Linked DNA regions of Homo sapiens: region 1 is linked to region 2. Evidence: read pairs that join two places in POLR2A ChIA-PET (ENCODE). Cell type or tissue: GM12878. All regions are shown on one strand. Links, peaks and the distances in the headings refer to the core of each region. The heading gives the core; the rest is flanking DNA.

Evidence for each region. Peaks named below come from ENCODE experiments on the same cell type or tissue, not always from the same donor. Only the 100,000 strongest peaks of a DNase experiment are listed, where the experiment ranks them.
Region 1: POLR2A ChIA-PET joins it to region 2 with 7 read pairs; 1 of 35 experiments calls an interaction of 5 or more read pairs at or near these places.

The regions. Positions count from the first base shown.
Region 1 is chr3:165,804,105-165,808,104 of GRCh38, forward strand. The region is part of intron 2 of BCHE (butyrylcholinesterase); the gene reads right to left. Among named protein-coding and RNA genes, the nearest start is that of BCHE, 31 kb to the right of the region's middle. RefSeq lists an enhancer at 2,188-2,237. In GM12878, for the core only: no CTCF peak of the experiment used is centred there; a DNase peak (open chromatin) is centred at 2,110; H3K4me3 peaks cover 794 bases.
Region 2 is chr3:165,439,751-165,446,560 of GRCh38, forward strand. All of the region lies in intron 3 of LINC01322 (long intergenic non-protein coding RNA 1322), which reads left to right. Among named protein-coding and RNA genes, the nearest start is that of LINC01322, 240 kb to the left of the region's middle. In GM12878, for the core only: no CTCF peak of the experiment used is centred there; no DNase peak of the experiment used is centred there; H3K27ac peaks cover 233 bases.

The DNA.
Region 1 (4,000 bases), core at 1-4,000, 360 kb after region 2:
AGAGATGCTTCAAGGAGGAGAGAGACTACACACACATCAAATACTGATGATTCAGAAATAATTAAGTGACTTCGCAACATGGAAATACAGACCAATATGAGAATAGTTGGAATGAGATAATTGGGATAGTGAAATAGTTTAAATATAGAATGAGAGGATAAAAGTGGGCAATTGGTAGAGGTAAATTATTAGTGAGTTTTGCTGTCAAGAAGAGTATGAAAATGGGAAAGTAGCTATTAAACAATGTGAAGTCTTTTTTTCAGATTACATATTTTTTTTTACAGTAGTAAAACTACATGAATAAATGGAGGGCAAAGATGATTTTTTAAAAAAAGAAGAAAAATACTTTTAGAACTAAAGTCTTGCATAGTCATATGTGGATGGGCTCTAGAGAATCCCACTGGCAAGTCTAGATGGGAGACAAGGGCATAATCGACATTGCAACTGGAGGGAGGTAGAGAGGACTTGGCCAGGGTTTTTGATAAGTTAATTGATTTTGCGATCTGATTAATTTTGGGTTTTGTTTTCTTGTGTGTGAGTGTGTAAAAAGCAAGTTTGTAGCTGTGCAAGTAGAGAAGAAATGTTTGAGTTTTGGGAAGACAGAACAGGTATAAATATCCTTTAGAAGTGTTGAAGGAATAAATTGGCTAGAGACATTAATGCCAGGCAACATTAAAGAATCTCTTGAGTTTAAGGTCTTGAATTTATTCACATAGTGTGTATACATGTTTATATCCAGACACATTAATTAAGCTGTTTGATAGCAATCACATATTTAAACATAAACAAGGTTGTGATTCTTGCAGGTGAGAAAGATTAAGAGAAAAAGGCCAAAGCATTTCACAGTTTATTTGTATGAACACTGAGATAATTAAAAATGTTTACAAGATTTTTAGTAGATAGAAGGAAAGTAAGCTAGATGCTAAAACATATTCAATGGATGAGTAAGATTCAGCAGGCTTTAAGCAGTTGAATGCAGCAAGAATAAAATGTAAATAGTATACTCTGATGTAATCTAGTAGAATCTACTTTAAGAGAGTTTATTCTGTGGAAGAAGGAGGAATAATGTTTTGAAAAAAATAACGAGCTCTTAGTAGACATATATACATATATATGGCTCTATGGTACACGAATAGCAGAATAAAAAAGCCATCACTTGAGAAGGGTGAAGATGAAGTAGAATCTTCACGATCAGTCAGGCATCAGTGTAAAAGAAGTGTTCATAAGTTGAAACTGCAGTTAGTTTTGCTGCCAGATTGCAAATCACAAAAGAAGAGTTGAGGGCTTTAGAAGCTTAGAAAATGTGTTAGTTTGACTAGTGTAGATTTCAGTATAGGTTACTAAAGGTTACTGCTAGGTTACACAAACCTGTTTCTGAAGGACTTTAAAACATGTTTCTTAGTGGCATACAATGTTTTGTTACATATTTTAATTCTTTAGCATATTTGCACACTCATATGCACGTAGGCAGATGGAAAGACATGTCTCTTCATATGATTCTGTAAGATCTGAGATACAGCACAGATGGATGATAGCAATAACCTAAATCATTAAACATAAAGATCATATTTTTAATCTTTACCAATCTTTTACTTTTATTTTTGTTAAACTTACTTTCTTTGCCTTTAGAAATGACACATTTCTTTTTCTAATTTTTAAAACACTTCTTCTTACTTTAATTTTCAGTCCGACATACGTTCTTAACTCATGAAATGGCCCTGGATATTGCTAAGTAAGAAAACTGAATAACATTCATTGATTTTCCTTTCTTCTCACACACTCTCCATATCTACCTGATTACCAGAGCTCATAGATAATATTCTCTGGACATCTGAAATCCATCCTCTGGCTTGTCTTTTCATTCCCAAAGTTACTCCCCAGTGTAGACCATTTGTATTGCTGCCCTGGAACACGACCATGTGTCTCCTCTCATTCTCCCTGTCAGCTTTCTTACTCTCTTCTATGCCATTCTCTCTTCTGCACACAAAATGATTTTTCTAAAATTCAAATTTGATAGCATTCTCCCCTCACATTAAAAAAAAAAGTTTTCACATGGTGCTCTTGGCACGTAATCTAAAACAAGCTTGGTTTACAAATGTACAGTCTGGTTTCTTCATAACTCCCCAGATTCATGTCTCCTCACACCTGCCTTTTTACTTTCTCTTTCTCTATCACCTCTCGGTCTTTGCCTGTACTGTTTCATCTTACCCCAAAACTTTTTATTTCTTTAAGAAAGGTTTCTATAAGCTTCTAAGACTGGACTGAGTTTCTCCTATGTTGTATTTCCCAAGCCTGTAGTTAATCATAGTATAGTTCTCATTATGTGGTTTGGTAAATTGCTTATTTGCTGTTATCTGCCAGCGGTAAGTGGTAACCTCAGTGATGGTAGGCCTGCATTTTACTCTACGATATATTCATACTGACTCCATAGCACCTAGCCCAGTGCCTGGCTCACAGTTGGTGCTCAATAAATATTTGTGAAGTGATTATAGTAAATCATACAGATGTGAGGTAACATTTAATATAAAATATCAGATATTTTATGATCATCATTTACATTCATAATGTTGGATAAAACCAAAAGGGATTAGAATCAGATACACAAATAATGGTGTAAACACATCTTTATAATAATAATTATATAGTTTTTTAAATCTGCCTAAATAATAGCCAAATCATAAATGAAGTATTATTCTAATTGTTTAATGGCCATATTTGGTTCTCTTTATGACAGTATTGAATGATTATGCAAAACTCAGTTATTAAATTAGAGAAAGAAAACAGCATGACCAGAACACTATAATCTTATAGAAACAATTATAAATCATGACACCGTGTCTTTAGGAGGTTATGTTAAATAAATACAATCAAAATCTCTAACTTTAAAACAACTATGATCGATCATATTTTCCTTAAGAAATTATTACTTTTTTGGGGGGTTGGTGGAGCGGAGTAGGAAATGTAAATGGTATCTAATTTTCATTTCCTTTTTAATTTTAGAGCTAAAATATTACAAAACTGAAGAAAATGTTTCACTGAGTTCTTCATGTTAATTCATTTAAATTTTTCACACTGGTATTTTTTATAAGTTCATTGCAAAAACCTTGAAGATTGAGGTAAATTATAATTGAATTATAATGTTTGTCTACCTTTCTGACATAATATGATTTTTATTTTTTCTGCGATCTCTCATGATAAAGGCCATTTTTAAAATCAAGTCATATTTTCTAGAACCTTATTTGTCTAATAAATTTCCTTAGGAAATATAAAGTTCTCCCTATTTAGAATACAATAATACTTTAATATACCTAAAACATAGTTGTTTTCAACAACCAGTTACCATCAGCGGCATAGTACACTCAGATATTTATTTAATAATGATTGAGATAAAGATAAAGAAATGTTATTATGAGATTTATTTATTTATTTATTTATTTATTTATTTTTATTTATTTATTTATTTTTCAGACAGAGTCTTATTCTGTCACCCAGGCTGGAGTGCAGTGGCATGATCTTGGCTCATCACTGCAACCTCCGCCTCCCAGGTTCAAGTAATTACCTTGCCTCAGCCTCCAGAGTACCTGGGACTACAGGCACATGCCACCACACTTGGCAATTTTTTTTTTGTACAATATTTTTAGTAGAGACAGGGTCTCACTATGTTGGCCAAGCTGGTGTTGAACTCCTGACCTCAAGTGGCCCACCGAACTGATCCTCCCATAATGTTGAGATTACAGGCATGAGCCACTACACCTGGCTGATGTATTTTAATGCAAAAATTATTTACTCATAGTGAAAATTGTATGCTTAACATTTGTTGATTTGAATTTCCTTTAATGGAAACTGACAACCTGGTATATTGTTGCTTGTTTTTTTTTGTAGTTGTTGTTGTTGTTTGAGACAGAGTCTCGCTCTGTCGCCCAGGCTGCAGTGCAGTGGCGCGATCTCAGCTCACTGCAAACTCCGCCTCAAGAGTTCACGCCATTCTCCTGTCTCAGCC
Region 2 (6,810 bases), core at 1,343-5,342:
ATTAAAACACAGTGGTGACTGGTATTGGATCTCTGTATGAAATAACAGTTGAAAGGAAAGGAGAAAGAGATGAGAAGAATGAGGAAGAAGGAGTGATGCCAGGGAAAATAAAATGCTCATTTTACTCAAGGGCATGTGAAAGGGAAAGGGGTGGATAAAGGATGAAAATATTTGATAGTATGATGCAACCTGAAGGAAACTGAATGATACAGGAAACGTGACTTTCTTCTGTTTCTGTTCATCTTCATTGGTTATTTCCCCTGTGGTTTACCTTGTCCTGTGTTTGTAAAGAGAGATCGAGCCTTATCACTCAGATTCATTCTCTCCTGTGTCATTAGAACTTTGAAAGGCAAGATTTGTTGTCCTTGACAGATATACTATTATCTTTCTTATCAGATCCTTTTGGTAGCTTTTTCTAAAGATCATAGTCTCTAAATCTGTAGCTTCCTTTTGTTTTCTCTTTGCAAGAAGTTACTAAAAAATATCTTTTTCTCCTCCCTTCTTTCCTATTGTTTTCTTCCTTGCTTCATTAACCTCTACTCAGCCTGACATTTTGTGCAGTTGTGTACTACAAATGCTTTGGACTGACATGACATATATCCCTTTTTTGGCACACTTTATGGATGTTTCATTGCTAGAAAAAAATACTCCCTCCTAATTGCTTATTATTGGCTATCCAAACCACCTGAGTAAGTATTAGAAAATACTTTTAGAATATCTTTTATGACAACATTAAAAAATAATTTTCACATAAAAGGGGACTTTTGGGTCTGCTTACTCTACTGAGGTGAAGTTTCTCATTTGCTGTTTCACATTTAGCTAGGAGCTAGCCGCAAGCTCTATTTGTGGGACTATCACCAACTAGTGGTTTTGTGTTCAATGGCTAGGCCCCGTACTTTCAAGTTTCTCAGTTGCATAAAGTTCTGGATAAGTAGTCAAGCTATTACTGCTATTTTAGATTATTTTGTAGAATATTTTGTGTTCTGTATTTATTTATTTTTTTCTGGAATAACTGTGGTAATTCTAATTAAATTTATCTTTGCTATATTTGTAGAATAACTTTTTAAATTTCTTCACAACTACAATTAATTAGTGATTAAAATAATTCATTCATCAAAACATTTACATTAAACTCTCTCTGTACATTCCAAATTGCCATGTCATTTTTAAATTATATAATCTTTTTAATCTCACAACTATTTTTTAATAAAAATTTGATATTCCTAATTTTAAAATCGAGTAACGTGAATATTTTAAAAACTCACTACCTCAAGCAATACTACCTTGTCTTCATTTTTTTTGGGCAGCTATAACAAAATACCATAGACTGGTTAGCTTGTAAACAATAAAAATTTATTTCTCCTAGTTTTGAAGCCTGGGAAGTCTAAGGTGTTGGCAGATTGAGTGTCTGTTGAGAGCTTTTATCCTCGTTTGTAGATGAACCTTATTACTGTGTCTCCACATGTCAACATATAAAACCTATGGTAAGGCTTGGAGAGACACATTTGGACCATAGTACAGCTTATTAAACTGTCTAGAAATCATTTAAGGAGAAAAGGTTACTTTTTCAAAGGAAAAATATAAAATTATATCACAGATCTAAGAATGTGTTGCAAAAAAAAATATTTTTCTCTTCTCACTTGGGTCCAGTGGTTGGTGGCCTGGAAATTAAATGACAATATACATATTGACAGGAGAAAAGACAATGTTGATTTATATGCTTATGAAGGAGCTCTCAATAATGGAAAAAGTCATAGAATAGCCGGAAGTAAATGTTTCTATATATAAGCTTAATGAAAGGAAAGATTTTAGGGCTCCAATGAGAGAGTATGAGAGATTCCATAGGGTTGTTTAATGGTAACAGAAATGGATTATCTTCTTGGCAGCTAATTTGCAGGAAACTCCCTTTGGGGAGGGTTAATAACAGCTATGTTTTGGGGAGTTTATACTTTAGCAGATAAGGGAAGTTCCAATAAGATTTCTGCTGCATCTTCTCTAGTTCAAATATTTTCAATTTAAAATAAATGTTATGCCAAATTTGGGAGTCAAAGAGGATCCCCACAAATGGTAGAGCTAGAAAATTCTACCTTAAAAATCTTCATGTTGTTACATTTTAAGTTTGTTTATGAAATGTCTGTACTATTATCAAGCTTTTTAAAGAAATTGCCTCTGTTGCATGGTTCTTGTTTTTAAATTCAATAGGTTAAGGCAATCAAACAGTATTTAGTGAGACATGGATCATAAAGCAAAGTGTAATTTGCTTATATTTATTTTAATTTTAAACACATCAATGCATATATACTTAGTTTCAAATTTATACTGAAAATAGTTTAGACTTTTAAACTAAAGGAAATAAGTTAAGAATTGGGAAATGTTTTTGAGATTTCTATAAAAATTAGTTAAGAAATCATCATCTGCTATGTTTCAGCATCACAAAACATATCAGATGAATGTTTCTTAAGAATTGTGTTTATAAACTTGTAACTTCATTCTGTAATTCTCATCTAAAGCAAATTAATACTTCTCTCCCCAGTGTATATCAGTGCTTGGCATAAAGTACACACACATGTTTGTTAAATAAAGAAGTAGATAAATAAATGCTTTTTCAACTTGAACTGTTATGGTTGTATATTTACAGCATAGAAAGAAAAAAATAAATTAATTTTTAAATCATTAAAGATAATTTCTTTCTGAACTCTTTTAGGATGATAATACATGCCTGGTTTTGTGTAATAGTTCTGCTTTATACTTGTCTTATTGTAAGTATTAATAATATCTCTGTTTACTCCCAAAGTGTCCTAGTTTGGGCAGTAATTTATATGGTTCTTCTACTTATTTTTCACATGGGATATATAAAGTGTGTATGTATATGGCAGAGAATAGAAAACTGCTTGTGTTGCTTCACTATTTTTATTTCTATTCTGGTTCCTGAACTAAATGGTTTGAAACCCCCAAATTTTGGATTTCTTACATAAATACGACGGTTTTTTACCTCAACATATTACTTTGGTTGCAAAAGTCTAATGCCAAAACTTTTATATAATTTATTTGAGTTGAGGCACTCAAAGCCTACTAAAATTATATATTGCATGTATGCTTATTTCTGAGCTATTACTAATGCAGTTTTTTATTGTTGGGGGCCAAGACTTTTGGCTCCCTAAATAAAGGTTCACTGAAAATCACTGACATGAGGCAAATTAATTAATAATAGAAAAGGCATACATATTTATTTAATGTGTATACAAGGGAGCATTCAGAATGAAGACCCAACTTCCCAATGCAGTACAGAAGCTTATATGCCATCTTGAGATTACAGACAGAATGAGGTTACAGAAAAACAGGTTATGTATGGGACGGGGAGAAGAGGAACTCCGTTGAAGGGCAATAAATGATTACTAGGGAAAATGATGGATCTGGGAACATAAATTAACTTGTAAATAGTTCTCTTTGGAATTTAAATGATGCTTGCAGATAGTCATTACCTCAAAAAAAAGGTCTGTTCCGGTGTGGATATATCTTTGGTCTTACAGAGAGGGAAGAAAACTGTTATATTCCCTGGTGGGTCCAAATCTTGGGAAGATAAAGAGGCTTCACATTTTGGTGTGCTGGTTTCTGAGTACCAACATTATTGTCATCATTAGTGAAATAATGTGGAATACAGTGATTTGCAACTTGCAGAATATTATACAAATGGAAAGTAGGTGAAACAGTATTCGTTATAGGTGTTTTCTAAATATGTCCAGCTTTCCTTCCTTTAGACATATAATAGAATTGTCCTTTGTTGCCCCCTTAAAGCTAAAAAAAAAAATAGCCAAACAGAAACTTTACAAGCTGTTTCATGATGTATTATCTTCCCTGCCCATGAAAACTTAAGCTTCCGTGCAATCTTAGCACTTGGGTGTCTGAGTGAAACCCTTATAGTTCTCCATGTAGCATCAATAGGAGAAATCAACTTTTATTATGTTAAGCCACTGATATTTTAATGTGCTTTGTCACTATAACATAACATATCTTACATCAACTGCTAAAATAACCTTCTTACCTAGTACCTATCATCTGCCTTTGAGAAACAATTGCACTATTTGCTTTCAAAGATGTCACAATCCCTCCCAGTACCTTGGCCTTCTTTCCTGCTGAGGTCAGATGGCCACTAGTCTTTTTTGACCACACAATCTGTAATCTCTCAAAAGAAAATGTCATGGTGTTTTACAGCTGGAAGTTATCATAGGAATTATACAGTTGCAGTCCATCATTTAGATAAGTCACGTAAAATAGTATAGCCTAAATAGGTCTGATAGTCACTCCTTATGTGAAGTCAGAAAAGTACTTAATCTTTCTCAATTTAATTTTCTTAACTTTCAAAATGTAGATAATCACACCTTCTTGTCAGGTTTCTTTAAAGGACTAAGTTAATTTAAGTGAGCTCATCAGCACATTGTGGTCATAGGACATCTACATATCCCTTTGTTCCTTACTGGTTACATCAGGTTACACAGGTAAAGAGTGTTAGAGCTAGGACTTAAAAATAACATCTATAAGAGTTTTATATGCTTCAGTGAGCTATGATCACACCACTGCACTATGATCACACCCAGCATGGGTGACAGAGCACAAGACCCTATCTCAAAACAACAAAAATAGTTTTATAGTTTTATTTTTATATTAATTAGCTATTCTTTGTAAACTACAACCGACTTGTTATTCAGCCAGAATAGGAATTATTATTGTATCTATTTCACAATAGCCAATTAAGACCCAGAGGCTGCAATTAGTCCAAAATCACCATTAGTATATAACAGAACTAGAGCTCAAACCCGTGGCCTCTGGCTTGAACATTGTGCTCTTTGTTTTCTGCTACCTGAAGCATAAACACGGTGCTGTGGACTTTCTAGCCAGGGCTTTTCCACTAGAAATAACCTTTGTACAAGTGGACATTTCTGAATTTCTCAATACTCAATAGTGAAGATAATATGAAATAACAATTTATATATTTTAGATTGTACTGATGGGATAAAAATTTCAAAATAAACTCCTATGTAATCAAGAATTTGGCTGGCCTTTGCCTCCGATTCCCAAGAAGTAGCTTCAAATCCTTGGAAAGGATGTAAATCTTTAGGGAACGGAATGTCTTTATCATTCTTGGTGAGCCTTGATGATGATACATTTGTCCTAAGGAGGTAATTCATGGGCGCCCCTAGAAAGTTTGTGTTAATGAGATGACTCAGAATAGAGGTTGTACATAGCAGAAAGACCAACAATATGATTAGAGGTTTAGGAGCTTTGAACTACGTGATAATAGCATAACCTCTGGGTAGAGGAGAGGGGCTGAAGACTGAGTTCAATCTCATAGCAAATGATTGAATCAATCATGTCTACCTAACAAAACCCCAGTAAAAACTGTGGGCACAAATCTCAGATGAGCTTCCCTGATTGGCAATAATCTACATATGGTCACATGTAGATATGACAGAAGGGTGATTCCTCCTGACTCCATGGGGAAAAGGCAAAAGATCCCTCTTATTTAAGATCCTTCCATACCTTGCCCTACAAATCTCTTCTTTTGACTGGTTCTGATTTGTATCTTTTTGCTATAATAATGCTCTAATCATAAGAATAGCACTTTCCTTTGTTCTGTGAATTATTGAACCTGAGGAGTAGTAGAAGCCTTAAATTAGTAGCCAGCTCTGCAGTGAGGGCATTCTTTTGGAAATCTATGTCCTTAACCTGTGAAGTTTGGCCCAACTCTAAGTAGTATCAGAATTTATGGCTTAAACATACTCCAAAATCGAGAATATAAATGTATAATATAGACAGTGCTTTCTTTCTTTTTTTTTTTTTTTTTTTTTTTTTTTGAGATAGAGTCTCACTCTGTCACCCAGGCTGGAATGCAGTGGCTCAATCTCAGCTCACTGCAACCTCCGCCTCTCGGGTTCAAGCAATTCTCCTGCCTCAGCCTCCTGAGTAACTGGGACTACAGGCGTGCGCCACCATGCCCGGCTAATTTTTGTGTTTTTAGTAGAGACGGGGTTTCACCATATTGGTCAGGCTGGTCTTGAACTCCTGACCTCGTGATCCACCCACCTCAGCCTCCCAAAGTAATAGGATTACGGGCGTGAGCCACTGTACCTGGCTGTCGACAGTGCTTTATTTTTGATACTTTCAACCCTTAGGTAAAGACAAACAACATTTCAAGTTACCTCATATTTTTAAAAGTTTTGCATTATGTTTACACTAAATAATGAAGGATATTTCCTAATCGTATATTTTTTATCATGATTAAAATAAATTGCAGGGCAAATTTATGTTACTCTGGAAGTAGAGAAAATCATGATGGCAGATCGGAGGCAGGACTAATCTGCAACTTCCACTGAGACAGACAGACCAGTGTGTGGAGACTCACATCATGAACTTTTGCTCCAAGAACTACTGCAGGACCATACCAGGAAAGCTGAGAGAATCCACAGAAGGATCTTGATCACCACCGCAGGCTCCCTGAGATGCTGAAGAAAACTTGTGAGTCTGCTTGCTTTCTCAGCAGGGAGGCTTGTGGACTGGGGCAAGTTCTCAGCCCTGGTCACTGGCTACCTGGAAATAGACTTGGTGGTGTTGGGGAAGCACAGTGGGACTGAGAACACCCTTTAGGACTGCAGGCTGCATAGGAGCAGGGTGAAGCCTGTGACTGCTGGCTTTCCCCCACTTGCCTGGTGACCTGTATGACTCAGCAGAGGCAGCCATAATCACCCCGGGAATATAAATCCATTGGACTGGGAACCACACTCCCATCCCCTACAGCAGCTGCAGTAAGCCCCG